Linked DNA regions of Homo sapiens: all the other regions are linked to region 6. A link is a loop called in an ENCODE intact Hi-C map of the cell type or tissue named here. Cell type or tissue: endothelial cell of umbilical vein. All regions are shown on one strand. Links, peaks and the distances in the headings refer to the core of each region. The heading gives the core; the rest is flanking DNA.

Region 1 (4,480 bases), core at 307-4,306, 250 kb before region 6:
ATGGCTTCAAGAAGGGCAATGTAATTGGCCATGCCAAATGTGGCTGAGAGATAGAGGAGGGTGATGTGGCAGGTCAACCAGGCCTACTGCTTAGGAATGTGAGGAAGCCCAGTAACAGCTAGATTGCTCCCAACCTAAAGACGTCAAAGACAGAGCACCCATATTTCTTTGTCCCTCTGGCTTGTCAGTTTTCCCCAGTTCTCACAGGCTGTATTGGACTTCAAACTTAAAATGCTGCTCTCTGAGGAGCCAGGAAGATGCTGAGAAGCTGCATCCATTCAGTCACTTGTATTCTTAGCTCCTGATTCCTTTCCATCCACTGCTGGAAGATTCAGTAGTAAACAGAAAGAAAACAACCTTGAACTCGGTCCAAATCATCCTCACCTCCAATCTTTGTATCAAAACTAGACTTTTATGTTTCACCCAATGGAGATAAGGGTGGAGAACTGACCATTGGATCTGGCACTTGAAGGTCACTGGTGACCTTGATAAGAAGGGTTTGGTAGGAAAGTCTCCTTAGAGAGGGTTCAAGGAAAACTTGGCTGTGAGGAAGTGAAGACAGGAATTATAGACAGCTCTTCAAGGCCCACTGTAGAGGGAAACAGAAAAATGAAACACTAACAATAGTAGTGTAAGATGAAAAGAATGTTTCTGAAAGATGGGAGATATTATAACTTGTTTGTGTTTTGATGGAAATGATGTAGAAGAGAAATTAAATTGGTGATGGAGGATAGAGATGAGATAAATGCAGGAGAATGGGATAAAGGCAGGAAAAATGAGTGAGAAATGTCCTTGATTTAGGAGAATGAGGATGGGATACAGGGCACCTGTGAGAGTCCTGGCCATAGATTGAAGAGAATTGGATTATTTTTCCATTTTAATCATAGGAAAGGAAGAGGACATGGAGACAGATGAAGTTAGTTGATAAATTGATTAGTGGGGAGATAGCTTTTGATCGTATTGAGTTTATTTATGATGGCTGAATATCTGCCTATCCTGGTAAGTTCTAATGATTGTATAATAAAGACATTATGTTTACACTGCTGCTCAAGGTGCCTAGCAGTGTCACTGACATCTGCTTGTTTTATAGATATTGCTATACCCTGGCTGAACCGTTCACCCTTGAGAGACATTCACATTTCCTGTATGGAAAGCAGAGGAGTTAGTGGTGGTGTTGATTGATTACTTGATCATGAGTTCATTACCCATGAAGACTATAACTGTGCCTTTTATCTTCTGAGCACAGCAGTATTTTAGCATTACCCATCCAGTTTGTCATCTACAATAGAGGGCTGTTCAAAGGCCTCGCTAGGGAGGCAAATGTGTCTGGAAATCCCTTTCACGGTGATTTATTTCACAGCAAATGAATTTCATTTCTAAATCTAGCATGACCAGAGGTCTTCCTAGAGTATAAAACCATCCCAAGAGGAATGTGAGACCTCTGGCTGGGAAAGAGGGCACCATCTTCTCTTGAGATGAAATTCGTGAATTGGGCCAGAATTAACTACTCAGCTGGTGGCAGACTTTTAAATTCATCTTATGGGGGTGTGTCCCTACATACCTCCTTCAGCGTTTGCTTTTTGATATCTCCCTCTTAAATCTGGAAAATGTTAAAAATCCATGGGTGATGTAAACTGATATTCATTGACCTTTGGCAACATTTAGCAGATATCCAATCTGCTGTCTGGTCATAGAGATGGTGGAGGTGCTGCTTAGTTGAGCAGAAGCTTCAAACATCCAGGCATTGTCAACACTCAGAATATAAAGAATATGTTTATAAACTGCAAAAATAAAAACAATTCATGGAGGAAACCTATTTTCCAGGTACTATATCTGTCTCTGCACCTGTTCTTCACCCCAATTAGATTTCCATTTTACCTTAAAATTCTTTGCTTATTTGACCAATTTAACAAATGTAATAGATGCTAATTAATTGCATTGAGCGCCCAAATGCTACTTGATATTTATTGAATCAGTTAATATGTATGAAAAAATCAGATTAAAAAATGACTTCATATGTAGCTTATAGAAGCCATGTTTTGACTTCTTCAGGAATATGTTTTTGAGCTTTTTATAATATGGTTGAGACCCATAAACTCAATTATAAAATAGAAACAAAGACTAAACCTGAAGGGTTTGGAGTCTTTGAAAAATTTGTTTTACAAGTTCTATCCAATTCATTGTTCTTTTAAATTGAGAATTTACTATGCATTGGGCTTGAACAAGACAAACGCTAAGTCATGTTATAATTCAGCTTGTTTGCAAAGAGTAGATCATTTATCTGCATGTTGAGAAATGGGCTTGCCCAAGTATAGAGGAACACTTTCATTTTAAGCTTTAAAAAAGTAAATTGAGTCTTATTTAGATTTGAAAATATGACAACAAACACATTAGCTTTATAGGCTTAAAAAAGCTTTTTATGAAAGTATATATTCTTTGATATGCTGATTTAATTGGGAAAATGATATGATTATAAAATTTACTGTGAAAAAAAGGAAGAATATTTTTAGGACTTGAATGTGAATGTGTGAGTGTAAAATTTGGATTTTTAAAAAGTAAGAACAAAAGAAAAATGTGAAGGCACAATGATAAAGTGAATGTGCTGTTAAAATAGAGCTTGTTATTATCATCAATGTAAAAGGCCTCAACGTGGATTTCTAATGCGTTCATTCCTTTTTTGCCACTGGGGGTCACTGTAAAGACGCTGCTTGAAGAAGTTAAAAATTTCCCTGATGCTCTTTGTGGAGTTTGAATGTAGAAATTTAATGTAGAAAAGAAACACTGTTCATGAAAAAGACTTAAAAAAGTAAGAAGATAATAAATATATTCTCTCTTTTTCTGAATTTAATTGCCAATTAGTAACATGAATCTTCATTTTTTTCAGAAATTCTCTTTATATTAATATATGGATGTTGCATTGCTATTCAAGGTAAAAGTGTTTAATAATGATGACTTTAGTGTTACAGAATAATTGTGCTCTTATGTCTTTCTTATTTCAAAGACATTAAAACACAATTAATAGTTTCCTATGCAATTACATCTTACTCCTGGATTCTGATGTGACCATGAGTTTCTAACATTTCCATTAATGTAATAGCTCTTTTAAAAGTTGTTATAAAAACATATTCTACAAGCCATCCCCAGAATATATAATTAAACTAGATTCATACAGTTATTTTGTTGGCAGTGTAAATAAAATATGACAATGAAAAAAAGCGAAATTCTTCTAAAGTTCTGTAAGAACTCCATTTTTCATTGCTGAGTTTTAGGATCTTCCCCTCCCTCCTCTCCTGCCCCCTCCCCTTCCTCTTTTTCCTCTATTTCTTCCCCCTCCCCTTCTTGCTCTCCAACATTTCTTGAGTGGCTGCCAGGTACCTTGAATACAAGAAAAACTATTTTTTTCCATTGAGATAAGAGTGAAGTAAGGAAGTGTACATGAGGCCTATATGTAGATATCTGGAGAGGTATTTGAATAATTTATTGCCTATTGACATAGATTTTTTCACTGTAAGTGGGGAGCAAGGCTATCAGCTGAGGAAGAACTGGGGTGGGGGTGAGGTAAGGATGATAAGAGAGAAGGGGGTTGTGTAAGACATTTGGGGAGAAATGTATTTTGACCAGCTGCTGTGGAGAAATATGGAAGGAGAAAGTGGGCAGCACTGGGGGACTCTATTGAGGCCATAGTGCATCTGCACCAAGCTTAGTGGTTGTGTAATTCCCAAAACCACTCAGCAGCTGGGAGGTTGAAGAGGCAAATACTTGGGTTGCTTTTAGATCAGGATTTTGCAGGGAGGGTTGAATGGAAGATAAAAGTGGGCAAAAGAGTTGAGGATATTGGCAAAATAATAATTGGAAAGACAGACTGTGAAATACTTGGAAGAAAGTGAAATAAAAAAGAATCTGTATGTTTTGAGGAAGATGAAATGGTTTCAGGGATGGGCTTCTGGACAAGATTGAAGAATAGCAATGTGTTCCTATAAAGAGAAGAAAGAAAAATGGGAGAATAGGAGTTTGTGGTTAAAGAGATGTATATTAGAGTTTATGATTTACAGCTGGAACAAGTCCAGGTTATAAATGTCCAGGATGTGGTCATGGGAGGAAATTGCTAAAATGGCCTGCAGTTGAAAAATTATTGAATAGAAGCAGGCAAGGAACTCAATAGCCAGCGGACTGGATACATCGTCCTCATGCACATTGCTGCTGCTTGGATAATGGCGGAACTAAGGGGAGTGAGGACTAACATGATGATGCTAAAACCTTCAAAAAATGTGTGTGTGTGTTTGTGTTGAAAATGGGTGTTGTAGACATTTGGTAGAAGACAGCAACAAGGGGGAATAGAAGCTGCTTTACCCAGACGATGTCAGGTTCCAAAGCAATGTTTTAATGTGAAGGTGGAAGATTTGGGTTTGGAGAAGCACCAAGGAGTAAGAAAAATTCTTTAATCTCTACTCTTTTCCTCTAACCCTGGGCTCTGTGGAGC
Region 2 (4,480 bases), core at 217-4,216, 67 kb after region 6:
TGGTGATTCCTCAGGGATCTAGAACTAGAAATACCATTTGACCCAGCCATCCCATTACTGGGTATATACCCAAAGGAGTATAAATCATGCTGCTATAAAGACACATGCACACATATGTTTATTGCAGCACTACTCACAATAGCAAAGACTTGGAACCAAGCCAAATGTCCAACAATGATAGACTGGATTAAGAAAATGTGGCACATATACACCATGGAATACTACGCAGCCATAAAAAATGATGAGTTCATGTCCTTTGTAGGGACATGGATGAAATTGGAAATCACCATTCTCAGTAAACTATCGCAAGGACAAAAACCGAAACACCACATGTTCTCACTCATAGATGGGAATTGAACAATGAGAACACATGGACACAGGAAGGGGAACATCACACTCTGGGGACTGTTGTGGGGTGGGGGGATGGGGGAGGGATAGCATTAGGAGATATAGCTAATGCTAAATGACGAGTTAATGGGTGCAGCACACCAGCATGGCACATGTATACATATGTAACTAACCTGAACATTGTGCACAGGTACCCTAAATCTTAAAGTATAATAATAATAAAAAAAAGAAAAAAAAAAAAGAAAATGTGGCACATATACACCATGGAATACTTTGCAGCCATAAAAAAGGATGAGTTCATGTCGTTTGCAGGGACATGGATGAAGCTGGAAACCTTCATTCTCAGCAAACTAACACAACAACAGAAAACCAAACACTGTATGTTCTTACTCATAAGAGGGAGTTGAACAATAATATTTTTATTATTTAAAATCATTGTGTCCATGAAGCTGTAATTCCCAATTAAGTATTACTTCCCTTCTCTTAGGAAACTATCAGTGGGATTTGGGTGTGTGAAGGAGAATTTCCCATCTATTGGCTAAGCAAGCCGAGTTATTTAAAGGGAGATCTGATGCACTCTGGGGGGATAGGCCAGCCTCCATCGGTTAGTCAGGAGTGAGCAGAAAGGCTGTCGGGAGCTGAGAATTCACAAGCCTGCTCTCAGATGCGCGCCTACTGGTAGGAAGTCTGAAACAATGTCCTGGAAAGAAATTTGGTGCAAATCCAGTTTTGCATATTTACTAAGTCTGACACCTCAGAGTTTTTAAAGAGGTTTTATTAGCTGTATATATAAGTGGTCTTCCCCTATCGTGTATTTTTCTTAAGAGATTAAAAATGATGGCAGGAAGTGAATCACCCTGGAACTTCACTATTCCTTCTGAATTCAGGACTGTCCCAGTCATAACTGATGTTTTTAGGTCGGCTTTGCAGATTGAAACCACTTTACAATGAAGTCCTTTTGAAACTTCAGAAATTCCTCTTGGACAAACTCTGAAAGTGAATTTTTCTCTGTGTCAAATAACAGGAGAAAAAGTCTCTGCGTTATTGTAGGAGAAGAAGAGGAATAGCCACAGACCTGCATACATATTTATTAAAGTGCTGATGACCCCTCATATGCATTTTTTCAGCAGTCTAATAATACAAGACTTAAAATGCTTGGTACTTAGCCCCCAACACATAACTTTGTTCTTAGCATTTTCAGCAAAACTTAGAAGAGCTACATGGCCAATTCTGAAGAGTCTTAGTTTTTCTTCAATGAAGTGCTTTCAGGGATCTAAACATAAATTGCTGCCACACAGAGTAGTGAAGGGAATTATAAAGCATTTACATTTCACCATTCATGACTGTTACGCCTCTCTCAGAATAGACAGTTGGGAAATGATTGAATGAAACAAGAAATGGCCAAGCCACACCACGTCCTCCGCTTGTGTGTTTCTTGTATTTAAGGATTAAGGCCTCCTACCCTGTGACATCATTGTTGCCACTACAAACAGAACCATCTGCCATCGAGTGGGGAAGCCAGTCATTCCCTAATGTGCAAAAATACTTGGTTGAACTCCTGAAACTTATTTGGTAGATCAAAAGCTGCACTGCTGTGGAATGCAATAAACTCCATCTGTTTGAAGTATTTTCAGCAATATTGCACTACTTGGGAGAACCAGGGTCCCATTATTCTCTAAAATAAGACTTTTATTCCCGGTAAAATTCCCAGTGGGGATCTTTATTGCCTTATTGAACAGTTGGCATCATTTTTAAAAAGGACTCTTTTTTTCCCTTCATTCGTTCTTATGCCATTATTTATGTCTCAGATAAGCCAGGGTGTTAACGGTTATATCACGGCAACTCACAATGCCAAGAAACTTCTCTTCACTATTTTATCAGTGTCTTTAAATTTATGTTTTCTTTATTAAATATGATGGTCCCTGGATTAGGCATTTCCCTAGAGTCACGAATTGGCATTGTTTTCCAGAAAACACACTCTCCTGGGATCATTACCTTTCCGCTCTCCAGAAAATATCTGTATATATTATTTCCCCCTTCACATCCTCAACTTAAAACTAAATGCCAAATCTACAGCCAGACCTGTGACTCCGCCCTGTTCTAGGTCTCCACAGATGCACACACTTTACTCACAGCTCTCTTCCACCCTGTGTCTCAGCGAGAAATTCCTTCTGGGCCCCTTGTGAGAAGAGTTCAGATCTGTTCCCGGCCCATATCCCATCACGTCTCCCCCACAGGATCTGACCTTGTGAGGACTTGGGCTGCCCCGGGAGTAATGAATCACCGTCTTATTTTTTTAGGCCATATGTGAGTTAAATTGTTTGATATAAATCATACTCTTGCAGCTCAGGGTTGAAACAGGAGAGCCATTTGCCCTGCCGCCTGCTGCTGGCGGTTCTGTGTCTTTACCCAGAGTGTCGCTTTTAGAAATGACTACATTTTTGTGACTAACCTTTCCAGACCCATTTCTTGAGTGTGGACTCATGTTTGTTTTGGCAGCATCCCCACTATACAGTCCTTGCTTCCCATGCCAACCTAAGGCAAAACTCATAATTTACAAAATAAAGGAATGGTCCAGATGGAGGTCGTAACTTGGTCTGCTTACCCTGTCTCCCTAGAACCACCCACTCCTTTCCTCTGCTCTCTTTTCCTTCTTTTTTTTTTTTTCCACCTTCTTTGAAACCAAGGATGCAGTGTTTGTTTAAAAATGCACTGGCTGATGAAATTTTCCACTGCTTGGCATGTTGGAGGAGGAGCTGTCAGGAAAGGGCAAGCCGGCACACAAAATGCTCTGCCTTTCACGCTAACAGTTCACTTATTACTGATTCAAACCAATTCTTTCTGGCCACGTTCCCATACCCCAGGTATTCCAAATAGAAAGAAAGGGGGCAACTGTTCTAAGTTTCTGCTGTTATAAATGTATGATTTCATGTAACCTATGTGGATTCTTTGACTTGTCCATGAGCTCTGGATGCTGTATGTGTATGTATGAGATGTCAGTGAATAGTTAAATCATTTGTTTTGATTTCACTCTAGCAAGAAAAACCTCATTTTATTTTTTTTAATATCCAGAGAAAGTAGAAGAAAAAACCCTCATAATTTTAAAATAAATTTCTGTTTAACATATTTCTCTTTCTTTTCCTTGCGGCTACATGCATAGGGGAACAACAAAGTAAGTTATTTGTCCTCTTGCAGCTCTTCTGTCCCCCCAGCCCCTGCTCCGCTCCTGCATGTCTTGACAAGAGTGTTCCTGTGCATGCTGGAATGACTGTCATCTGTTACAGTGCACGAATTATATGGGGTGTGCAAATTTGGGGGAAAATGTGCATTTGCACTACCATAATGGCTGTTCCGTTTTGACTTTTGGGAAGGGAAACATTCTATCCTTCAGGGTCTAATGGCTAGTTCAGAGAGGTTGACATTATAAGGAAAGAGCTCCCACACTAAAAGAAAAGATTTTGAAGATTTAATAATGAGGACCCTTCTGCAGAAGGGGTACAGCAATAGGATGGAATTCAGTGCAGCTGAAGTTTTTGACTAAAAATCAAACCTCTTATGTTAATGTGCAGTTACAAAAACCCCAAACTGGAGTCTTAAATAGCAGTATGGCTGGCTTTGTTGACGAAACTGAACTAGATCAGTGTTCTGGCTTTGAAGGTGCCTTAAAATGGATGGAGGAGGGTGGGGTCAACATTTCACTTGGCTTCTGTGCCCTTGATGTCTTCCAGCTGGATGGAAGCAGAAGGGTGTGGGGAATGCAGGGGGTGGCCAAAATGTGTATGATAGCTTTGTGAAACCAGGCAACACACAGGAATGGTGGAAATTATTTTAATGTTGTTGTTATAATAGATCAATGAGCAATTTAATAGTTCATGGGGTTGCTAGTTTGTTTAAATTTTAATTCAACTTTTCCAAAAGATTAGAACTATTTCTCACTTATATTAGAAATGTAATAGTAATGTAGTTTGAGAAGATGGTCTTACGTTTAGTTGGGCGATTTGTTTTCTTATTTTTTCTATGGAGATACATTAGTGCTTCACCCTACCAGGTGGCCCACTTAAAACGGGCCTCATTGAATACAATAAGAATTGAAAAGAATCTGTTATATAAGAGTTGGCCGGCATATTCAAAC
Region 3 (4,480 bases), core at 346-4,345, 74 kb before region 6:
TTAGAATGCTGAGCTAGTTGTTTTGTGGAGCCTACTTTCAGAATGTCACCTCTAATTTTGCATTCATGAAAAGCATTCTCCTGCCTGGACTAGAATCCAAAAATTTTTTGTTTATTATTAGTGGTGACTGATTGTCATTTGTGGACTGTGATCTACATGTAATGAAGTGGAATTTGGCCACTGGTTGTGTTGCAAAGCTTTTCTGAGTAGTGTTATTGCATCTTAGTTTTGACAAAGTTTGTTACTCCCACTAGTATTTAACTGGTATTAAATTCAAGATTATATTTTCATAATGTTGTTTGGAAACCAAAAGAAAATAATTGGTATGAACGTGCTTTGAAAAGTTAAAGGATTATATAAGTATTAATTATAATTATCATTAAAGTGATTTAATAGAAGTATTATTCTACTAAAATAAAATAAGAACTGCTAAATTCAAGATGTCATTGAGAAGAGGGGAGAAGTTTTTTTTGCTATGGTTTATTTCAGCTTCTGTATAACTTACATGGACTTTCTAAGAAAAATGTATACAGGCAATATTTATAAATATGTGTGTATATTTTAATGATGCTATGCCGGATCATTTCTGCTTGGATTATTTGTGGCCTTATTTAATTCTGGACTTATTTTCCAGCATAGTTTTGGGAATACAGATTCAATAATTTTTAGATATAACCAATAAGTACTGGGTGACTACTCTGTAAAAGCACTTCTTCATATCTCACATTTTAATCTTCACAATAGCTTCATCAGAGCAGGTGTTATTACTTTTTTATGTATTAAAAAACTAAGGCTCTGAGAGGTTAATTAGATTTTCGCCCATGGCGTACATAGCAGGGATTAGACGACTAGAACCCTACCATTAGTAGATAATAAGCTCAGGTGGTGAAAATCAATTAGCTTCAGTAAAGCCTAATTGTATCTGTAAATATGTTACAAATATCATACCGTGTCTCTGAGTTCTGAGTCAAATTTGCAGTGTTTTTGAAGCAGCATTGCCTTCTGTTACCTGGCTGCTCTTGTATAGTTTAGCATGAATGCATGGCAGTTTGCCCTGTAGGAACAAATCTAGTCTATGTGGATATACTATCATGATTCAGTTAGGTCTCAAGATCAGTAAATTAATTTATGTAAAGAATAAGATACTATGTATTTCGGTTTTTCAATACAGAACCATGAGTAGGAGAGTTTGTATGTTTACTGCATGCTAACCAACACTTGTTTGTTCTTTATGGTTTACCAATTTCACTCGTTAGATCCTGACTTTTACCCTGTATCGTAGATAGGGCTGAGATTATGCACCTCATTTTACTCACAAGGAAACTAAAGCCAAAGAACAGTGTGTGATTTTCTCAGTAGCCTTCAAATATATTGGCCTAGAAAATATTCTGATAGATAAATAGTCTAAGGACAAGTGGATTCATTGTAATATCTGCAATGCATTTTATTTCTTATATAATTAAGAGCTTACTGCTAGAATACAGTGTGATTTAGGTAAAACTTCTCAACATATAGCATACTTGAGGGAAAACAGAAGATCATAAAAAGTTTCCTTCTTTTATTGCAGGAATAGCATATGATTTATTTGAAGCCTAATTATTTTCCAGAGGAATGCTCTACATGTTTCCAATAGCTGTTTTGTGTTTCTGTAGAGGGTTAGAGGAGAAGCTGCCAGTTTCCTCCCAATACTGATGTTGCAAATCTCAGAACTTTAATCTGGAACACTCTCCTCTGTTATGTATATGTATGAAAATTTGCCCTACCTATTACCTTACTTTGGCATGTGGCATTTACTTGTGAAAAATGTCACAATATCTAATAGTTTATTTCCTACTCATGGATATAAGGCAAAATAACATTAAACAAGAATAAATATCTGTTTACCAACATTTAAATGATAGTTCTTTTGTTGTCAACTGGCAAGTACGGAGCACTTACCAAGTGCCGCCACTCCGCTGGGCTCTGGGGAACACAGCTCTTCCTTAGCTGAGCTCATAATCTGGACTGTGAGGCCTACACATCAGGGCAGAAAGCTTCTAGTTTCACTTTTCATATAGTAATTTTGAAAGCATAAGAGGCTTTGCAAAACATCTTTTAAAATAAAGATGCTTCTCCACCATCTCTAAGATAAGTTGGTTCTTTTTGGCAAAGGTGATTTTAATTGTTAGTACATTTCCAAGACAAGAAATGCAATCTGTTGACACGCCCTTCAAAATAATCAGATGAAAACAAGGAACACAAATATGTCCAGCCCTGAACTCTTCATTTTTCCTCTTGATGAATCCTTTCTTATGCTTTAAAACACTTGAGTTTACACACACACACACACACACACACACACACACACACACATATTTCTGGTAGGCGTGGAGATATATATCTATATATATCTTGCTATTAGGGCAATTCCCTGAAAGATTACACTACCTTCTTTATGCATAACGTCAATGCCTGATATTAAACAGAAACGAACTATGTGACTATGCTTTCCTTTTTAAATATGTGAACGTATTTCTCTACAGAGTTGTTTTGTAGCCGTATTGCTACTAAACTGGTGCCCAGCTCCAGGCCTGCAGACTGCTGACACACAATTAATCTCACAAATTTATGAATGCCAAAGCATGGAGCAAAATGAAAACAACTGGGGGAATGTTTAAGGGAAATAATTGGACTGTATCCAGATGTGCATGTGTAAAACATCACCACTTAACTCCTCCCCCATATCCTGTCTGAAGACAGGGTTTTTTTTTTTTTTTTTGAAAATAAACTGGGGTTATTTGAAAGAAGTTGTGGTCTCTGACTAAAACTGAATAAGCAAGGCCAGGCTGGCCATAATTCTGTGTGTTCTTGTATTTTTGTTTCTTAATTAACTCATTAGGTGCTGATGAATCAATCTGCCTCATGTCTGTTTTTGGTGGGTGTTGCCACAACTTTATGAACTCTATTTAAAGATAATATGTAAGGGGTTTCAAGACTGATAGTCGATTTCTTTGAGTTTTTGGTTATAACGAACTGGAACTTTTTACTATTAGAAATAGGCAACATTATTGTAGTGTGAAGGTCATCAAGCTGGGACGTGAAGTCTGGTCAAGAGGAAAAAAATGTGACAACATTTTATAGTTTTTTTTTTTTTAACAGTCTGTCCAAGATCAGTTAGGGGAAACAAACAAACAAAAAAACGATTTCTCTAAGATGCTTAACTCACTAGATAAAGCATAAAAATGGAGATAATAATGTTGAGTTTGTGTGCATGAAATTAATTTAGGATCTGGCATCACTGGGATATGAGAAGCTAGAGGACAGGGTGCTCTGAAGAAATATTTTGCAGGTTGATGTCTAACCATCATTACATACCTTAAATGGTACTAGAGATGAAGTAATAAAACACACTTTTTCCCTCAAATGCAAATATTTCCTCAAAAACAAGATAACCAAGTCCAGCAATAAATCCAACTCATTTCAATAAAATGTTCTCCACAGACTTGCTTTTCTCCTACTCTGTTTAAGGACAAAAATAAAGATGAAATGAATTGCAATGAACCTGCTCAGAGGTACTCACTAAAGTGGAGCATAGAGAGGCCTTCTGCTCTGCATGCCCCTCCCTCTATCTGCATTGTCCTCAGAGACTGCCTGAAAATTCAAATTCTGGGCCTCATTAGGCACAGAGTCCTAAGATTGTGTTTCTGTTTTTATTCAAAGAGAGAAAACAAAAGTAGAAAAAGTTGAATACCCAATCTTTTATACCATTGCAGGAAGGCTTAAGGACCCCAATCGTCAGTTTTCCTGCAATTGGTGACTTCAATATGAGAATAGTATCAGCACTTTATTTTGAGAGTAAGTATTGATAATGTAGTATCATTCCAATTGTGCAGGTAATTATTTAAAGTCCAATTTTAATAATCATGACAACTGAGTATAGTTTCTATCAAAAAAAATTTCTTAGTTCCTTTACCAAGAACTGGTAAAAAGGCAACTTTTTAACTAAAGGGAGCTAGGTACAGAAAGGCACTGTCCTGTCCCAGACGCCAAAAGTTTAGTGGGAAGTGATGGCCATAGAGAGGGAAAGGGGATGAGAAGATCACTGGTTTCAGTATTAATACAGATATGCACATACAGCACCATCTCTAGATCATGCCTGTTATTCTCCATATCGTCTCCACATACTACCCAATAGAGATATATTTTATTTAGCCAGTTTTGGTTTCAAACACAAATAATTTCTGGGAAAGTTCAATATATTGGTTTCACACACTTTATGGATATAATATCATGATGTTGAAAATATTCTATATTATACAAAGTTTTTTTAACACAAATTAAATTTTGATGTCATAAGTGAAGACTTGGCAAATAAATACTAAGAATTATCTGTGTACCAGTATAAGGAAAATACAGTGATTCTGGGTTTCAAAACCCAAATACACTGAAACATTGTGGAGTTTTTAAAGTAAGGAATGTGCTTGGTCTGGCAGATGATAAA
Region 4 (4,480 bases), core at 133-4,132, 100 kb after region 6:
CTGTACCCCCACAACACTGGAAGTACAGGACCTTTGTTTCTCTCCACCCACATGCTGGTGACTTTTTACCACTAGGAGAGTTATGTACTCACTGTGACTCACAGAAAAAGATAAGGTTACTTTATACTATCTCTCAATAAATGGAGCCAAGGATCCTTGGAGAAATTCCAGGACTGGGGCAGAGAAAGTACAAGATGAGCCTGGAATGTCTCATGATGCTAGAAAGTAAGGAAGTGCTCAAAACCTTATGGGGATATATGTGAAAAAGATACAAGAGGCAAATTACAGGAGGCTCCCAATGACTAAATCTGGGACAATTTCAGAAATAAAATAATGACAGTAATGGATTATAATCCATAGAATAAAATAAGAATCCATACTTACATAAATAAACAGTTGAATGAGTAATTATATGAAGGAGAAGGGAAAGCTGTTCCTCATAATTAATTAATTTAGAAGAGAAGATCAAAATTTAAAAATCACCATTTGCAAAACATCACAGTAATAGTTTCTCTTAAGAATCATCAATGGATGTTAAAATGAGTAGGTAAAAGTATGATGAGAAACAGGATATTCACATAGCCTCAAATATCACCCGCAAGATACTTATTAATTTCAAAGGAGAAAAAATAGAAACTTTACAGTGGAGAAACCTGGAAGACACCATCTTAACCAAATGATCAAAGTTAACATCACTAGTAATGAGACAGATCGACATCACATGTCTCCTGATGTAATGCACTGAGAAAGACACACCATTTATGTGGCGTGTTTTTGCTAAAAATGCACAACCTGAAATTAATAACGAGGAAACATCAAATTGAAGGACACTGTACAAAATAACTGGTCAATACTGTACAAAATTATTAGGGTCATAAAAGATGAAAAAAGACTGAGGTATTGCTCCAAATTAAAGGAGACTAAAGAGGCATAACTAAATGTAATACATGATTGAGGATTAGATCCTGGGTCATAGTATTACAATGTCAATTTCCTTATCTTGATCATTGTTGTGTAGTTTTGTAAGATACTAACATTCGAAGAATCTGGGTGAAGGATGTACAGGAATTCTTTGTATTAATTTTCAACCTTTTAATAAGACAAATTATTTCAAGATGAAAATTATTTTACAAATCAAAGATAGTGTTAATGATAGCTTCCTTAGACCTCTCCATCCTCCCATATTCTAAGAAAGGCCATTTATATGTTACCTCCAGTTCTGTCCACAGACATCAATGCATGGCTTCAGGAAAAGTGGGCCAAGTGCAATGCTGAACAGGAAGGAAACAGTTTGAGTCTGAAGCACAAGGTTCCTACTGTGCTGAATCAGTGTGGTAGAGGCTATTAAAATGCCATCTTTTCCTACCTCCCACTCCTCTCCTTCTTCTGCCTTCATACCCTACATCCCAGACCGCTTTTAATCCTATTGGGAGGGTATACAGAGAGAAATAAAGAAAAAATAATAATGAATGGCTGTGTTCTTTGGCACATGAATAGCAGTTTCCCTTTCGGGACTTCAAGAATAAAAAATGAGAGGCTTTAAATCTTGCTAACTTGTGCAAGAATGTGCGCGTGTGTATATGTGTGTGTGCGTAGGTAAAAATGTAAATGACCACTATGGAAAGAACAATGCTAGCTTTTAAAATCTACTAAAGTAAAAGAAATAATTATTCCTGAATAAGGTATGTCAAACACCAGTGGGAAGAAAGAAGAGCGGGTTATTTTGTTTAGAGCTGGATGAATTAGGAAAATCCCTTTTTACAGCTAACTCAGAGATGAGCTGTTGTTGCCAAGATGTGGTTTATCAAACATCTAGGCTATCTCACAGGATGTGAGTTGGTTTAGCTTTGTAAAATAGCTCTATTTTTATTTTAGCCAAATCTCTACAAGACTCTCAGTCAGCTCCCTCCCCCACCAGAATGAAACAGCAACAACAGCAGTGAAACCTGACTGAAACAGCAGAGTAAATGTTGGCCAGAAGCCTGCTGTGATCCAGCCTGGCTTTTAGAAGGAGTCTCTCTCAGTTTGATTCATTGCTTCTCACAAGCCAGCTCCAGACTGCTTTTCTTGAGATAAAATAAGTTGTAGAAGTATAAAGGGAATGTTGCCACTGGTAATTCTTTTTACTTAAGATAATAAAAAGCACATAAAATTTCCATGCTCATATTTGACTCCTTTCCGGGTCTCCCTTCCTGATTCTAACACACTGTGGAAATGGTGCAAGGAAAAAAAAGCCACAGACAGAGTAGTCGGTATGATTTCAGACCACATGACTCATTACTTGTGCTTCTTTCTGGAGCAGTCTGTTTTCTGTGAGCTGGCTTCACTCTGGTTAATCACTTAGCATGGTGAGATTTCACCTGGTTGCCCCTCTGGTGGCTCAGACGGGGCCTGGGGCATCACTGAATTTATACTGAAAATCAGATGGGCATCTGAACAACTCCCACAAAACACACACACACACACACACACACACACACACACACATTTAATCAGCATCAAGTAGTGCAGTTTCCTTTCTAAGTGATGGGAGCTGCTGGCTGTTGTTTTTGGCTTGAGGCCGCATAGACCAGCCAGCCGTTGTGTAAGCATGGTCTGTCTGAATTGCTTTGGGGCTGTCTTCTTAGAAATCTTCTTGCTGTTCATTATTTTGCCAGCAAGCCATAACTATTACTTTTTTTTTAGATTCCTCAATCTATGTTTTCTCTACTGTAAGATAGTAAAATGTAGAGAATCAGGGAGCCCTATAAATCTTGAAGATTTTTTTTGTCTTAATTTCTTTAATTTGAGATTGGCATTTAAAACCATTGTAGAACTTGTGAACTTGCTAAGTTTAAACTACAATTTGGAGTAGGGAGTAATAACCAAACTGTTCTTCTCATGTTGTTTTAAAAGCTTCTGGTGTATATGCCTTTTTATTTTTTACTCATCATACAGTCTATTCAGAAAAATAAAAAAAAAAAAACCTTAAGTAGCTCTTGGCAGAAGGTCAAAACCAGCATTTCAGGGAAGGTATTTAAAAGTCTTTTAAGTGTGGGCTATTTGTATAAGCAATATCTGCACGTTTCTTATGACTGGGAAGGACTATTTTCACAGTCTTTCATGGAAATATTTCTAGACAATTTTCTGCGGCTCTTTTCCCTGAGCTCATTTATTTGCTTTTGCTTCAGAACACAGCATTTTAATGAGCAGTTTTATGAGCCTAACCTGCGTTCTGCAAGCTCCACATGACTGGATTCCTGTTGCACATAACCTTTGCCCTATTTTCCATTAAAACACAAGACTTTCCTATAATCAACTGTATACTATGACCTTGGAGGAAAAAAATGCAACAGATAGTTTAGTCTACTATTTAGTCTACTTTAGCACACTAAAATTGATTTTTTTAAAAAAATTAGTTGTTTCCTTATAATTTTTAAAAGTGTACATATTAGTATTTTCATCACAAATTTATTTTGTAAGATGCCTAATTCAATATTACCATATCCCTCTGGGTAAATAACTCATTTAGCTATCTTTATAATCCACTGAGGGATGTACAAAGGTAAGATGAACCCCAAATCAATTTGGAATTATGAACATTCAAAACAAAATAAAATGCAAAGTTTTCTATCTCCACTTGGTCTTACATATAATAATAGGTGTCAGGAAGTTCCTTCTTATAGCAAAGCTAAATCATCATCTGATGCATTTTGACTCCTCTTTGTGCTTTAATTCAAATGTAAAACAACTATTTTTCACTTTATAGATAGTATCCTACTATTTTTATATAGAATAACTTTCTCTTGTATACCCTGAGACATCCAAATTTGTTTACTTTTACTTCCAGTATTTTAATCCGTTTTCTTAATATCTGCTAAATATTCAAGCTCTCCCTTTCATTTGAGCAGTAGAGCCTCAGGCAAAATGCAGAGCCCCTGCAAGGGTCTAACAAGTGCTAAGAACAATGGAGCTATTGTTGTGTAACACACCCAGCTCCCCTCTGGATCATGCATTCCAGCCATGTTTGCCTTTTAAAACTACACTATGGATTTAAGGTAGTCTGCGGTTGCTTGTAACACCTTTGCTCTTTTTCTGCCCTGCTTACTTTAGCCAATCTGTCCTCATCTTATAATTCTGTTTACATTTTCTTCTTAGGACAAGGAAGGCACTCTTTAAAACAGAGTGCAGTAAGTTTAGGGCAAATGAAAGGAAATCTACTTCACATAGCAGGTTATAAACTTGTGGAACTCATTAGTCCCAAAAGGTGGGACTGGCAGGAAATGTAAATGAATTCAGAAATCTTTTAGCCAGATTTATGAATGAGAGCCACAAATGGCTACTAAGAAAACTGGGGCTATACCTGACTTTTACAACAGAAGTCAGAGAACAGCTTTGAGCTCCCGCACAGGATGACTCTTGAGACTTATTGGGGTGGCTGACCTTGGGTCTGGCCCACTATGGGATTTCCTGAGCATCCTGTGTCCCTTCTGCACTTGTT
Region 5 (4,480 bases), core at 125-4,124, 110 kb before region 6:
AAAATTATTTGTAAGAGACCTTTGAAAATGAGTAAATATTTATTTCTACTTAATTTACAGAACATGAAAGTAAGAAGGGATTTGAAGTAAGAAAGTTTCTATCTTAACTCAGGAATTTCCTGTCTCAGGTTAAAGCCTGACCTTCTAGTTATTTTAAGCCAGGATTTCTGAGTGATGGTCTCTTAGTTATTATTTTGACGTTATTGTGATGGGTGGGCTATTCTCCTTAGAGCAGAGTAAAGTGCATTGTTTATAAAGAGCAGATCCCTTACAGAGTAAGTGAAAGCTTTGGCGTCTCTTTACCGAGCATGGATGCTTGTGGATGAGTGAATTTTTTCACATTACCAAGTTGTACTTTTTATATCTTATAACAGCTTAAGACTTCAACCAAAAAAGTGGGGAGAATTCTTTCGTTAGGATTTTTATGCCTAAACTGTTTCCCACAGAGTGAAATACATGGGTGGTCTGTAGGCGAGAGGTGGGGGTAGATAGTATATTTTGGTCTTTTACAAACATAAACATATTATCTGGGCCGAAAGCCCGAATGCCAAGCAGGAAGGATATTAAGCCTATTGACTAACTACAGGAAAGTGATCAGTGTGAAACTTTGTCCTATAGTAAACAGTCTTTCTTTGATTTTGAGATCTGTGGCCTAAAAGAAAAATGAGTTTGAAAATTTAAGTCCACCGTTTTAGATTGATCCTTTTCCAGTTAAGAAATTGTGGTGTTGAAGCTAAGGCTCTGAACTTCCTTTCTCTTAGATGGTGGAAAAGTCCTTTTAACCCAGTACCTAGTCCAATTTATCAATCATTCACATGCTAAAATGAAAAATAATTATGAAATTTCTATGAAGTGTAGTTTGGACAGACCCTGAAACAATTTTCTCTTCATGACCACATATAATGTTTAATTTTAATACTTACACTTATTACATCCAGGGGTAGTTTTAGTTGAAGATGCTCACTGTTGGTTAGTTTCCTCTGGAATAGATTCCATGATCCCTAAAATATTTGTATATCTCCTTATAAAGTAATATGAAAATAAAATTAAACATTTTTCTAATTTACCTGGATATAGATATGGCTATAATGTATATAAATGTGGGCGTGTGTACCAGCGCATAAACTACAATCCTGCCTTCATTCAGCAGAGCTTTATAAAATGAGCTTTTACCTTTGATCTTTAATTTAGCCCATATAATTGAAAAATAAGTACTATTCGTTTTCATTTGTTAAAACTTTGCCTCGAAAATAAGTCGCTAGAGCCACATCAAGCATGTGCAGGAACTCCTTGGTTATCCTTTTACAAAGTAATTCTTATATTTCTACTCCTGTACTTATGCCAGAGGCACCCTTATGTCCCTTCTATCTCCAGACTAAAAGTCATCCTGAGGGAGAAAATAGGTGAGGGACCCATAGGGATTCATTTCTTTGAAACAAAAAGACCGTTTAACATGAAGAAAGAAATTGAAATTAAATATACATTAAATGAAAGCAAATTTTGAAATGTAATCATTTCTAGAGTAAAAAAAAAAAAAAAACCCAGAAAATTTGAGAAAAACATTACCAAAGTACCTTGTTAGCTATTTTTCCTCTTCAGTAATTGTATCAATTAGAAAAAATATATTTCTTGAAAAAATGAGCTCCTCTAAGTTACTTTTTTTAGTTTTCTTATGTAAAAGAAACTATATAGATTTTTAACATCTCATTTGTTCTACTAAAAATAATTAATATGGAACTCTCCAAGTCACAATAGAAAATGAAAGGATAACTTTACTATATCATCTAAGTGAAAGTAGCTAAATTTCTCCTTGCTGTTTATATTTTAACTAATAATCATGAATATATGAGAATACTTAATGTTTTCTTTATACACATTTTGGGGTGATCAGAAGGGTAATTTTTAAAGTAAGTTGTTTTGACAAAAGAAAACTTAGGGAATCTTTTATAATAAAATATTTTGCTAAAGAGAACTTGAGTCAATTTTTGAATTGTTGCAAAATGTATAACTTAGAAAAGAATTTGTTCAGGAACCACTGTAACTTTAAAGGAGGACAAAAGAGATTATGTTTATTTTTCACAAACCCTGTAGAAGAGATGTTTTCATTATATAGAATTGTTTCGGAATAGAAATTAATGGGGGTTAAGAAAATTAGGGATGAGGCAATAACATTTTTCCAGAACTTTCTTTAAGGGGCCGACCTCTAAAGTTCAGCACAGATCACATTGCAATCCAGACTTGCTCTATTATTTTCTCTATTAGGATTTCATTCAGCTTGAGGGTTTTCTTCCCTCCCACCTTCCTCCCCCTCTCCCACCCTCTTTCACCTCCAGGACAGCTGGAAACTGACCAAAGAAAACTTCTGCCTTCGTTTACAAATTCCTTTTTTATCAGTGGGTTTCTAGACAAAGTGCCTTATTTTAAATGCTCAGAGAAGTGGAAGCATTGTAAGCTATAGGCAAGAGGGCTCAGCTGAGCAGCAATTATTAACCACTCTTTGATTTAAAAAAAATGTAAAACAGATATTTACAGGGGTATCTAAAGATAGAGGTTTTTATTCCCTGATTTACTCAGTTGCTGACTCAATAAGTTGTGGGTCGGTGCTCTTCTCTGGGCAAATCCCATCTGCATTGTCTGGTAGGCAAGACTTGGCAGGTTCTTCTTTTATTGTTAGGTACTATTATTCCTGTTGTTTATATTACAGAAGGAAATCTTCAGAAAAGCACTATCCATATAGCATTTAAAAACCAGCAAGTATTCTTTACTTTGGGGAAAAATGACTTCAGTCCTGGGATGTTAAAAGTTATACATACAGCCTTCATCCATATAAGTTTTTAAATCTTTGAATTATTATTAAACAATTCAAAAGTAGCCTCATTAAACTATTCTTAAGTGTCTGGAATGAGTTTTTTCATATTTCATTTTGAAGTGGGAAAACCTTTAAGAAAACACTTGAATTATCAATCTTCAGAAATAAAAAAAAAAAAAACAGTAAATCGCTATATACCACACACTTTTGCTCTTTTAAAATTAAATACATCTCTACCCATCACACATGTACCTCTGTTTCCCTTGCATGTTAACACAAATCATGGGCTCCCCACCTAGGTTCCCTTGGTCACAGACCAGGTGAGCAGTCAAGAAGGCCTTACCCGCTGGTCTTCCCTTCGGCAGTCTTTTCTCAGCAGTGTCCCCGAGGGCTTCTTGGTCCCTAGTGTGCAAAACCTGTGAAGAAAAACACTGGATATGAGATTCAAAAAAGGAGCAAACAAATGTCTTCTCCTTGGAAACAGCCCATTTTGTCCCCAGCGGTCCATGGCGTTGCTCTCCCTTGCCCAGTCTAACCAATGTGCAGACTACTGTACAACGGCATTGTCCTGAACAGGTAGTCTGAACACTGGGGCGACGGAGCAGGATCTCCAGAAGCTTCCTTCTATGTACTTAAAATCCTCTCCCGGTCCTCAGGAAAAGCCTCCCTTCCTGCACCAGGGGTTGCATTCAGCTTTCCCCCCTGAATTCTGCTGCGCTGACTGAGACACACTCAAGGGCTGTGATTTCCAGTCTTGACGTGGCACATTTGCTGCAGACTGGGGAACTGGCAATGAATTTAGGACCAGGAAAAGGGGGAGGGCTGGGCTGGAGAGTCCATATATGGGATGATGTCACCCTGGGGAGGTTTGGGTATGCGCTGTGCCGCTGGAGAGACCGCTAGAATCGCCTGCTCTCAGACATGGGTCTGTGCATAAAATGGTACCAGATGTTTTAGTGTAACGTTAAGCAGTCATTTCATCTTCAGGCCAGATTTTTTTCCTCAACTGGGCAGGAAGTGGGCCCCAGTATGGAAAAGCTGTAAAAAAAAAAGAGTCAAGATGTACAGTTCGGCTGTGGCCAACTGAAAGTGAGTTAGTGTAGAAGTACAAATTTACTGTCTGACCCAGGCTAGAGAAGTAATTTGAAGATAGAGGGTAGATGAAATAGTAAACAGAAAGTTGAACACTGGAAGGCAGAGCTCATTTGGAAACCTTTTTGAGCTTTCCTGTGGCACTTTATTTTCTGGTATTTCACTCGTCAAAAAGGGCAGATAAGTTTCTGTCTGTCTGTCTGTCTGTCTGTCTCTCTCTCTCTCTCTCTCTCCCCCTCTTCCCCTCTCCCTCCCTCTCTCTCCCTCCCTCCCTCCTTCCCTCCCGCTCTCTCTCTCTTTCTCTCCTTCTCTCTCTCCCTCCTTCTCCTGTCTGTTGAATCTGTCAGCAGCTTGCAGGCTGCTCTAGACTTGAACAGTAATTATAGCAACTTCCTGAAAGTGAAGCCCCCATGAAAAGTCTGGAGAAATGTTCTTTGTCATGGCCTCTACATGAGTAATTAGTTCCACATGTGGCCTTCCTAGTTTCCCTCAGCTATTTTGGCTGGGTCTCTGAATGCTGTGCTATAGTTTGACCTAAAGAAACGTTACAGTTTTTGTTTGAAGCATCCACTACGAAAC
Region 6 (4,480 bases), core at 184-4,183:
TTTTCCCCAAAGAGCTCAACAATTTTATGGAATAATTCTTTTTCAGAATTCATATTTTATTCTAGACCCAAATGAGCAAGTACTTTTTATGCTTTATCATAGTTTATGGGGGGTATTTCATACTGGGGTCCTGTGCTTCCACTCCCCTGCCAACACTGGCTATCAAAACTGCTTAGGCTGCAAATAAAACAAGAAATGAAATCCATCTGGCATTTCTCATTGAATTAGGACCAGAACATTTTTGTTAAATATTAACAGATGGCTAAAGTCTTAATATCAAACTAACATTTAAAAACATCTAAAAGGACCCACATGAGGGGGAAAGGACGGAGGACCATGTGTTTTCTTCATCTCAGAGCCCTTCCTGTACACCATTCCCCCCGCCATTTTTCCAACCACATGTTGAGAATCACTGGGGCCTCCTATCTCTAATAACTTTTATTCCTTAATAGCTGGTATCAAAATGGCATGTGATGATATTATCAAGATAGTGTAATCAAGTGTTAGCCAACTCAGGTGATGTGTTGCCATTGGCATGCCTCAAGATCTTTTATTAAAGTCAATTTTCTGTCTCTCCTCTCCTCTCCTCTCCTCTCCTCTCCTCTCCTCTCCTCTCCTCTCCTCTCCCTCTTTTCTTTCTCTCTCTTATAATAGGAAAAAGAAAAGAAGTACATGCTTCCCTTGGACAACCTGAAAGTTCGGGATGTGGAAAAGAGCTTTATGTCTAGCAAGCACATCTTTGCACTCTTTAATACAGAGCAAAGGTAAGAAATTGAAACAGTTCCTGTCTTCAGATTTTTTTCCTTGAAGTTCTACATGATTCAGAGATCATATTTGAAAATAGTTCCTTTGGTCACACCTTGAAATTTGTCTGCTCTTCAGTTTTCCTTTCATTTATTTTGTATTTTTAAATTCCACCATGGGTTATGGCTTCAAAATATAAAAACTCAGACTAAAAAAGATCTTCAAGTGTTAACTAATTATTTCTTGCTTTTCCACCTGGCATGAAAATAATTCTTCATCCATTTTTTTTTTCTTTTTGAGACGGGATCTCACTTTGTCATCCAGACCGGAATACAGTGCTATGATTATGATTCACTGCAGCCTCGAACTCCTGGGCTCAAGCAATACTCCTACCTCAGCCCTCTAGAGTAGCTGGGACTACTGCGTGCATGCCACTGTGTCTGGATAATGTTTTAAAAATTGTTTTGTATGCAGTTGACCTCAAACTACCTGGGTGCAAGAGATTCTCCTGCCTTGGCCTCCCAAAGTGCTGGGATTACAGGCATGAGCCACTGCACCCAGTCTGTCTGTTCTTAAAGCTACATTTTGTTACCTTAAAGTCTTTCTTGTCCCAATATATTGTTTACATACTTACAAACTACTCTATGATAATTTTTAAAGTATCTGTCTAACATGAATGGATATCACTTAAGCTCTTCTTGAAGAGCGGACAAATTTCATATACTATGACTAAATTCAGGGAATAGAATTATTCAGTTATGGCAAATAAAAATGTATAGTATTTTACAGTTTTTCAAAGTGCTCTCTACATTCATTGTCATTGGTTTTTGTAACAATTGCCTTTGAGATCAAAAGGATACAGTTACAAATAAGAAAGCGTAGGCTCAGGGATGCTAACTCACTTTCTTAAGGTCATAAAACTGGTGCATGGGGGAGCTGGAACTTGTATTAGGACTTCCTCTAAGTACACTTTTCCTTCCACTCATTTTCCATTGTGTGCTTATTTTGTTCTGCTGTTCATGTGCAGTATCAAAACTGTATTTTGAGCTGACCATCACAGAGTGCCATGATCTTCACTGAAACTTAGCAGTAAAGTTAAATAAGCAAATGGAGAGGTAAGAGAGGATGGACTAGAGAAGTATAAAAGGGGTACAACTAGGAAAGGATAATAAAGGAGAGTTTTTCCAAATGAAAATGTTATAGGAAAAAGCTAATTAAAATTTGTGTGAGTCAGTTATTAACACAGTAAGTCATTAGGTAACAGAATCTAATTTTAACCCATTTTTTGAGGCTGCCTTTTATCTTTATTTAGCAATGAATGAAGTTACTTGATTAGGTTCAATGACTGGCCCAGGGTCAATCACACAGTAAATTAAAATAGCAAAAGAAGACGTCTTCCTACATTCCCAGTCAGTTGCTCAGAGTGACTCATAATACAAAAATACTTAGTAAAACCACAAAGCAAGCCATTTAAAGAATCGACAGGAAAGAAAATTAAGTACAACTAACTCCCCTACCAAATATTCAAATGGGATTTTTGAAGACAGTATTATTTGAGAGCAGCTTATGAAAACACACTGAAAATAATAAAGAATAAAAAGGTTTTCTAGAGAGAATAGTAGTGAGTCTGCCACACTGCAGCCAAGCTCAGTACTAGTTTACATGCCTTCATCAGAGCAGCAGAGACTCAGGAGATTCTAAAGCAATCATCAGAGGTGTGCTCAGCCTTCTTGCCTAGATGCAGAGTGGAACAGGTGACTGCCAAACAGGAAGTCAAACAAAATTGAATCCATGGTCAACCTGAAAAGTTCAGGTTATAAAAAAGCTGGGTGTAAGGTAAAAACAAGGCTATGGTAGACTATCATTTTTCATAAAATACAACTGTGGATTTTAAAGACAGCAAAAGTCACCGAAATAAGGAAACTGTGGACTTTGAAAAATCTAGATATTTTGGGATCTTGGAGTTCTAAAAAGGTATTGAATTCTGCTGCCACTTCTCAGTGACCTCAGTGAGTATATAGATGTACCCACATTGGCCATTGTCTTCTCCTTTGAAATGCTGATTCCTTTAAATCATTTTTGTGCTGGCAAGGACCTCCAGTGCAATGTTGACCACAAGCTGGAATCCTTGTCTTATTTCTCATTTTAAGGCTAATTTAAGGATGATTTTAAAAATTGTATAGTGAAATACCTTTTGATAGATGTCTGATATCAGGTGAAGATTTCTTGTGTTTCTAGTTACTAAGGTTTCTGTTTTCATTTTTAAATCATGCTTAGGAGTTGAATTTTATCAACCTCTCCACCTGGAAGATTGTATGATTCTTCTTCTTTAATCTGTTCATGTGGTGAAATATACTAATAGACCTTCTGATGTTAAACCATCCTTTGTCTCCTGGGATTAAATTTAGTTAGGTCACAATGTGCTATTCTTTATTATGAGTTCTTGGTTTAAGTTTGCTAGTATTTTAGCAAATGCTAAAATGAGTTAGATTGGCCCATAAATTTCCTTTTTATATTATTTCTGCCTGGTTTTAATATCAAGGTTCTGTTAGCTTCATAAATTGAGGTGAGAATAAGTCCTTATTGTTCTTTGGAACCCTTCATAAAAGGTAGGGATTAACTATTAGCTGACTGTTTGGTGGAAGTAACCTGTAAAATCATCTGGCCCTAGGAAGTATTTTTGGTAAGTAGGCTTTTAACTAGTGATTGAATATATTTAATGATTTCAGATTTATTTAGGTTTTCTGTTTGTTCCATGGATCCATTTGAATAATTGTATTTTTTCTAGAACATTGTCCATTCTGTTTTGCTTTAAATATATTGCACCAACTATTTCTTAATATTTTATTTTTCTAAGTCTCTGTTGTATCTGAAATTTGACTGATTTTTATTTCTAATATTAATCCTTATCTTTTTTTATGATCACTCTTGCTAGAGTTTTGTGTCTTTTCAGAGAACCAGTTTGTGGCACTTTTGAACATCTATTGTGTATATTTTTTCTATTCCAATAATTTCTGTTCTCTTAATTATTTCCTTCCTTGTATTTTCTTGTGTTTACATTTTAGGTCTTTTCAAACTTCTTAATTTAGATGTGTAGCTCATTAATTTTTATCCTTTCCTTTTCTTATATATCTGCATATAAATCTATAGATTTCTCGCCAGGTAGTGTTTAGCTGCTTACTACAATTTTTGAAATTTAACAATTTTATTACCATTCAGTTCTGTTTCCTATTCTTCATCATGTTTTTTTTTTTTTGAGCTATTTAAAAGTGTGTTTTACATTTTAGAATGCAGGGAATCTTATTGTTTTGTATCATTGATTTCTAACTTAATTGTATTGTGACCAAATAATATGGTCTAGTACATGATGTTAATAAATATTTCACATATACGTGAGAAGAATGTACATTTACTAGCTTGGAAGTGTAGGTTCCATGAGAGCTGATTGGATTATGCTTGTTAATTGTATTTTGCAATGTCTATAGTCATTATCTTTTCTTCATCTCAAATAATTCCAACATTCAGCAAGTATATATTAGGCAGCTGTTATGTGCCAGATACTGTTCTATGCTTAAAATACACCTGTGAATCAAATAGACAAAGACAATTAAACATTTTAGATACTATCTAGAAAGGGGAACAGGCGGGGAGACAAATAAAAACTCACAAAGAATCTTATTTTATCACATGAGCATTAAAAAGGTCGCTTTGTGATTGTGAGCTTGAATAAGCCTGC
Region 7 (4,480 bases), core at 360-4,359, 140 kb after region 6:
ATAACTAAAATAATAAAACTTCATGTGAGGCAAATTCCACCTTAATTATTGCCCTTTGGGGTGGAAAAATTAAGGAAACATTAGTAAATGTGTTAAACAGAAAAACCACTGCAGTAATTTCCCGCCAAATACCTGGGTCTAAAGTCAAAATAAAATCTGTGCTCTGCGTATGATTTGTATGAAAGCAGACTTATAGTTTTAGCTCTAACAATAGTACCACTTAGGACTAAGATGAATGGACCAGAAAAACCCCTGTGACTCATCAGTAGACTGTGATTAGCTTACTTAAGTGTTCTACAGTTCAGTTCGGGAATCTTTAATGAAGGATATTGATATAATTGCTTGATTCATTTTAATATTTCAAACACTCTAAATTACTCCATCACTATCTTAATAATTAATGCATGAAAACTCATACTTACATTGAAAATTCATTTTAAAGCACAATATCTTTGAATAAACCCATTGAAATAGTGTTTCTGGTGTTTGCTTAAAACTTTGGTGTATAACTGATTACATCTTATAGATTTCATTTTTTTTTTCCTGGTATTTTCCTCTTCTAACTTAGGACCTTTTTGCCATATGTGGCTATTTGATGTATATTGTTCAGTCACGATCTTCTAGGTGACTGAAAAACGCATGGAGTTACTCATGCCAATAATTATTGCTACTGAATTGTTCCAAAGTCTCCCTTCCTGCAGAAAAATAAGTTTCAGTAAAATATTCTAGAGGATTACAAGTTATCTTTGCAGTTCATAAATACTTTCATAGGCTCCATTGATATTCACAGTTTTCAGTTAGAATGTTATTTTTATTGCAAAGTTTGCATTTATATTTCTTTTCTGTGGATTGCTTACCACTTATTAAAATTAAAATGCATTTTAAGGTGAAACATTATGTACCTAGAATACTGAAGGTAGCACTGACCATTGTCTTTAGCTCAGAAAGCAATGTTGAATTGGAAAAGCAAGATTTGAGAATATTCCTCTTTACTGCATTGTCATTGCACTCTAGTCCTTCTGATTTCCCTTGTTTCTCAGATGATCCCTACGCCCAATTATACAGAACAGTCTTCCTCTAGTTACTTATATCAAACACTTGCCTGCTAGCTGTGTTTGGCAGGCCAGCAGGATGAGGTAATAATCAGAAGAAAATGTTCTGGTTTATTGGCCTCATCCACGTACAACATTATTCAAAATAGTTCTCTGTGGGTGAGAACAGAGTTGCTTTGAGATCCCCTGGTCTAATGTTCTGTAGTAGTGAGGAGGAACAAAACTGTAAACTTTTTTGATCTCTTCTAGAATAATGGTAAGGTAAATGATATCTGCTTGGCCCATCCTTTCAGTAATGTTTACAGGCAGTTAGATGTATGTGAAAATGAGAGCCTTTCATTTATAAACATTTTGGCTTTACTCTTTCCAAGTCCAGCCATCTTCTTACGTACAGCCTCCATGGTCAGTACAGCAGTGTTTTCCTAAAAGCATATTTTGTGAACAATTTCTCCAGGATGATGGTAGTTTTTGTAAGACAGATGCCTAAAAGACATATGGTTTTCATAGATTTTCCGTCTAGACTAGCTTTATTTAGTGACTTTTGGTCTGAATTGGTCTAGTTAAAGTTTCTGTAGGAGCTTGTATAAAAATTTAAAATGTGGGTGTACCATTAAGGTGTAAAACAAAAGTTTGACTTCTTGTTGGCAAGAGATTAAAACGGATTGGTTGAAAATTTCCTTCATGTTAAGTAATTCTGATCATCTTATATGCCTACTCATCCATTCCACCCCTACAACACTGTCCAAAATGGAAAGGCTTACCCTAAAAATCCCATAACTGTTAAATTCATATACTCCTCACTGTTCCTGAGTAAATTCTTTGTGTTCCAGTTTATGTGTGTATGTTAGAAAGCCCTAATTCTTTCTGCAGACTCTTTACATGGCCCAGGGGACATATTATTCTTTACCCTTTTAGCACCAATTTTTACAAACACAGCATTTCTCTCATTTAAAAAAAGCGTCTGACAAGCCGCTGAGTAGAAGCGACTGAACCTTTAGGAGTTTCATAGTGCCTTCAACCAACAATGAAAATTCTGTTTTTCAAGGCGTTTCAAATTCTTGAGCCAGTGTCAAAGACTCATTTAGAAACAATATGACATGTTCAGAGGAAAAGAATTACATCTAGTCTTGCCCAGAAATCATCCTTTTGCTCCCTCTTTTGTAAGAGCTAATACTGCAGACCAGTCCCATCTTAACTGCATCAGAAAGAGGAGGCTCGTGGAAGGGAGGAAATGTGGGCCGTTCTGTCTCCACGAGTGTCATTGCTTGGCTTCCTTGGCTTCTCACGAAGCATTTAATTGGACTTAGTCACATATTTGTTCACTGACATGGCAGCCTGCAAAGCACAATGCCTCTCTGTTTTTCTCTGTTTGCTTTAAAAAATTTTGTTTTTAAAATTTGAGCTCTAAAGCATGTTAGAGCTCCTCCTGCTGGATTTAAAAAAAAATAACTGGGACGATTAATAAATGGTAATTCTTTTTCTTCATATTTACCACCTGGGCTAATAGAAGTGACAGAAGCCTATCATGTGGTGCACTTAAAACTGACCTTTTAATTCATCAGGTATGAAGGTCAGGCAGAAAGAAAATGTTGGTGCTACACAACTCATCTCTCAGTCTTCAAATTCCTCATGCTCTTTTTTTTTGCTGTTGTTAAAAAAAAAAAAAGGAAAAGGAAAGGTTATTTTTCTGTGAGTATTTCTAGTTACATAGTTACCCCAAGTCACATCCCCATGCTTGAAAGGTTCTTGCTCCCTCTCAGAAAGGGACAAAAAGTCTTTTCTATCTTCCCAAAGCAGAAATGAATTGTGCAGTCATACAGAGATTCGAAGTGTTGCCTTTTTCCTCCCTATCCTTTCTTCTTTTTCCTTCTTCCTCCTGATTTCCTCCTCCTTCTCAGAAGCGGACACTTGCCTCGCCCAGTAGCTAGTTCTCAGCACCTCCTTTCTGCCTCCTCCTTCCCCTAAATGGTGGCAGTTGGCCTCTCCCTCTCCTGGTGCCTGAAGTGGGAGTGACGAGAAGGGTCAGAAAAAGGTTTACCCCATTCACCATCAGTGGGAGTAGGTTTCTACAGCACATAAGTTTCTGGAGGTCTCTTTAGGAATAAGAGAGAAAGGAGGGGGGATAGAAGGGAGATAGGAAGAAAGGAGGGAAGGAGGGAAGGGGCAGGAAAGGAGGGAAGGAGGGAAGGGGCAGGACAGGAGAAAAGGAGGAAAGGAAGGAGCAAAGGAAAAAAAATCACTTGTAAATCTCTGTAAAACCACTTCCTTTCTCTGCATGCTTTCTCACACTGTATCCCTCTTGCCTTCTGCTTCTCTGCGTTTCTTTTAGCTCTTTCCTCCCCCAAGTTTATAATCTCAATGATATAGTACAAAGGCCAAAATACTTAAAAGTTAATCTCGGAAAGTAATGCTTTTTAGAAATCATATTTTAATACAACTAAAAATCCTTCATGTTACCTGTTTCATGACTTTATTAGGACTTGGGACAAAACAAGTCATTTGGTATTTGTGATAAAGAATAAGACAACCCTTGATTTCTCAAACTTCAGTACTTTCTGGCTTTCTTTCCTTTGCACATACCTTTCCTATTCCTGGAATGCTAGTCCCCTTAACTTTCCGTACTTTCTGGAAGTCCTTCCAACCTCCTAGCCTCCTTCCAACTCTAAGCTAGGACTCCAGATGTTTCTGAAACTCCTGAAGCAAAAATTTTAGCATAATCCTACTGTGGTCATAGTTAACTTGTCTCTCTCCATCTCAACAAGAAACTTCTTCAGGGCAGTGACTCTTTATTTCTGTATCTCTACCTCTTAACACAGTACCTAGTACATAAGTAGGGCTTACTGAGGGGATGAAGGAATATAAAATGAATTGACTTGCAAGCCTCAATCAAAATTTATTTTGAAACTAGCCCGATACTTATTTTAAAAACCAACTTAAACACACTTTCTTGTTCTATTCTATTGAAAAGCTTGCCTGAGTGAATGTTGTAAAATTCTTTTTACAGATCATAAACTGAGGAGAGTTAATGTGGGTAAATCATCCTTTAAGCTGCTTTTTTGCCACAACCACAGAAGTGGGTATATTAGGCACCATGCCTATGGGTGAAATCCAAGTCAGATATGTAGGACAATGTAAAGAAAGTGTGACAAAGCAGATTATATTACCATTTATGTCACAGGCTAATTTATACAGGATATTACCTGTTTGTATCATCAAAAAATTGTGAACTATTTTTCTCCCTATGTTCTGATTTCAAATTCCATGAATTGATTCATATTTTCCCAATGACATACATTATAAAATCATGGGTTCATTTTCACAGGGGAAAGAAATGCTGGCTCTAATACACTGCAAGAATCATATTAGAGAATTCCTTAAATCCTTTAAGTGGGCTCCAAGTTCTGTGTTCTTTCCAGCATCTACTGTAA

What was found. Peaks named below come from ENCODE experiments on the same cell type or tissue, not always from the same donor. Only the 100,000 strongest peaks of a DNase experiment are listed, where the experiment ranks them.
Region 1: it touches region 6 in a loop (5-fold over the local background); 4 of 110 quality-filtered maps call a loop at or near these places.
Region 2: it touches region 6 in a loop (8-fold over the local background); 6 of 110 quality-filtered maps call a loop at or near these places.
Region 3: it touches region 6 in a loop (5-fold over the local background); 3 of 110 quality-filtered maps call a loop at or near these places.
Region 4: a loop joins it to region 6, with 13 times the contacts of the local background. A loop is called at or near these places in 5 of 110 quality-filtered maps.
Region 5: it touches region 6 in a loop (6-fold over the local background); 5 of 110 quality-filtered maps call a loop at or near these places.
Region 7: it touches region 6 in a loop (9-fold over the local background); 11 of 110 quality-filtered maps call a loop at or near these places.

Annotation. Positions count from the first base shown.
Region 1 is chr1:172,000,251-172,004,730 of GRCh38, forward strand. All of the region lies in intron 4 of DNM3 (dynamin 3), which reads left to right. Among named protein-coding and RNA genes, the nearest start is that of MIR3120, 140 kb to the right of the region's middle. In endothelial cell of umbilical vein, for the core only: a CTCF peak has its summit at 2,675 (motif pointing right); a DNase peak (open chromatin) is centred at 2,691.
Region 2 is chr1:172,319,821-172,324,300 of GRCh38, forward strand. It overlaps DNM3 (dynamin 3), which reads left to right. Exons shown (of 21, transcript NM_015569.5): 17 at 3,509-3,520. Among named protein-coding and RNA genes, the nearest start is that of C1orf105, 99 kb to the right of the region's middle. In endothelial cell of umbilical vein, for the core only: no CTCF peak of the experiment used is centred there; DNase peaks (open chromatin) are centred at 1,111, 1,721 and 2,651; H3K4me3 peaks cover 180 bases; H3K27ac peaks cover 3,385 bases.
Region 3 is chr1:172,179,063-172,183,542 of GRCh38, forward strand. The region is part of intron 14 of DNM3 (dynamin 3); the gene reads left to right. Among named protein-coding and RNA genes, the nearest start is that of DNM3OS, 36 kb to the left of the region's middle. RefSeq lists an enhancer at 2,084-2,133. In endothelial cell of umbilical vein, for the core only: no CTCF peak of the experiment used is centred there; DNase peaks (open chromatin) are centred at 2,029 and 2,629; H3K27ac peaks cover 1,323 bases.
Region 4 is chr1:172,356,676-172,361,155 of GRCh38, forward strand. The region is part of intron 17 of DNM3 (dynamin 3); the gene reads left to right. Among named protein-coding and RNA genes, the nearest start is that of C1orf105, 62 kb to the right of the region's middle. RefSeq lists enhancers at 2,139-2,218, 3,699-4,325. In endothelial cell of umbilical vein, for the core only: no CTCF peak of the experiment used is centred there; DNase peaks (open chromatin) are centred at 1,976, 2,286, 2,526, 3,056 and 2 weaker places; H3K27ac peaks cover 3,505 bases.
Region 5 is chr1:172,141,213-172,145,692 of GRCh38, forward strand. The region is part of intron 14 of DNM3 (dynamin 3); the gene reads left to right. DNM3OS (DNM3 opposite strand/antisense RNA) reads right to left here and starts at 3,623. Exons shown (of 4, transcript NR_103486.1): 1 at 3,442-3,623; 2 at 3,153-3,225; 3 at 924-1,001. It overlaps MIR199A2 (microRNA 199a-2), which reads right to left and starts at 3,432; the gene lies at 3,323-3,432. In endothelial cell of umbilical vein, for the core only: no CTCF peak of the experiment used is centred there; DNase peaks (open chromatin) are centred at 589, 2,359, 2,619, 3,529 and 2 weaker places; H3K4me3 peaks cover 2,556 bases; H3K27ac peaks cover 4,000 bases.
Region 6 is chr1:172,252,919-172,257,398 of GRCh38, forward strand. DNM3 (dynamin 3) reads left to right here. Exons shown (of 21, transcript NM_015569.5): 15 at 655-764. Among named protein-coding and RNA genes, the nearest start is that of DNM3OS, 110 kb to the left of the region's middle. In endothelial cell of umbilical vein, for the core only: no CTCF peak of the experiment used is centred there; a DNase peak (open chromatin) is centred at 2,173; H3K27ac peaks cover 1,885 bases.
Region 7 is chr1:172,397,220-172,401,699 of GRCh38, forward strand. All of the region lies in intron 20 of DNM3 (dynamin 3), which reads left to right. LOC102724528 (a long non-coding RNA gene) reads right to left here. Exons shown (of 3, transcript XR_001738294.3): 2 at 2,600-2,697. Among named protein-coding and RNA genes, the nearest start is that of C1orf105, 21 kb to the right of the region's middle. In endothelial cell of umbilical vein, for the core only: a CTCF peak has its summit at 2,477 (motif pointing left); a DNase peak (open chromatin) is centred at 2,332; H3K27ac peaks cover 617 bases.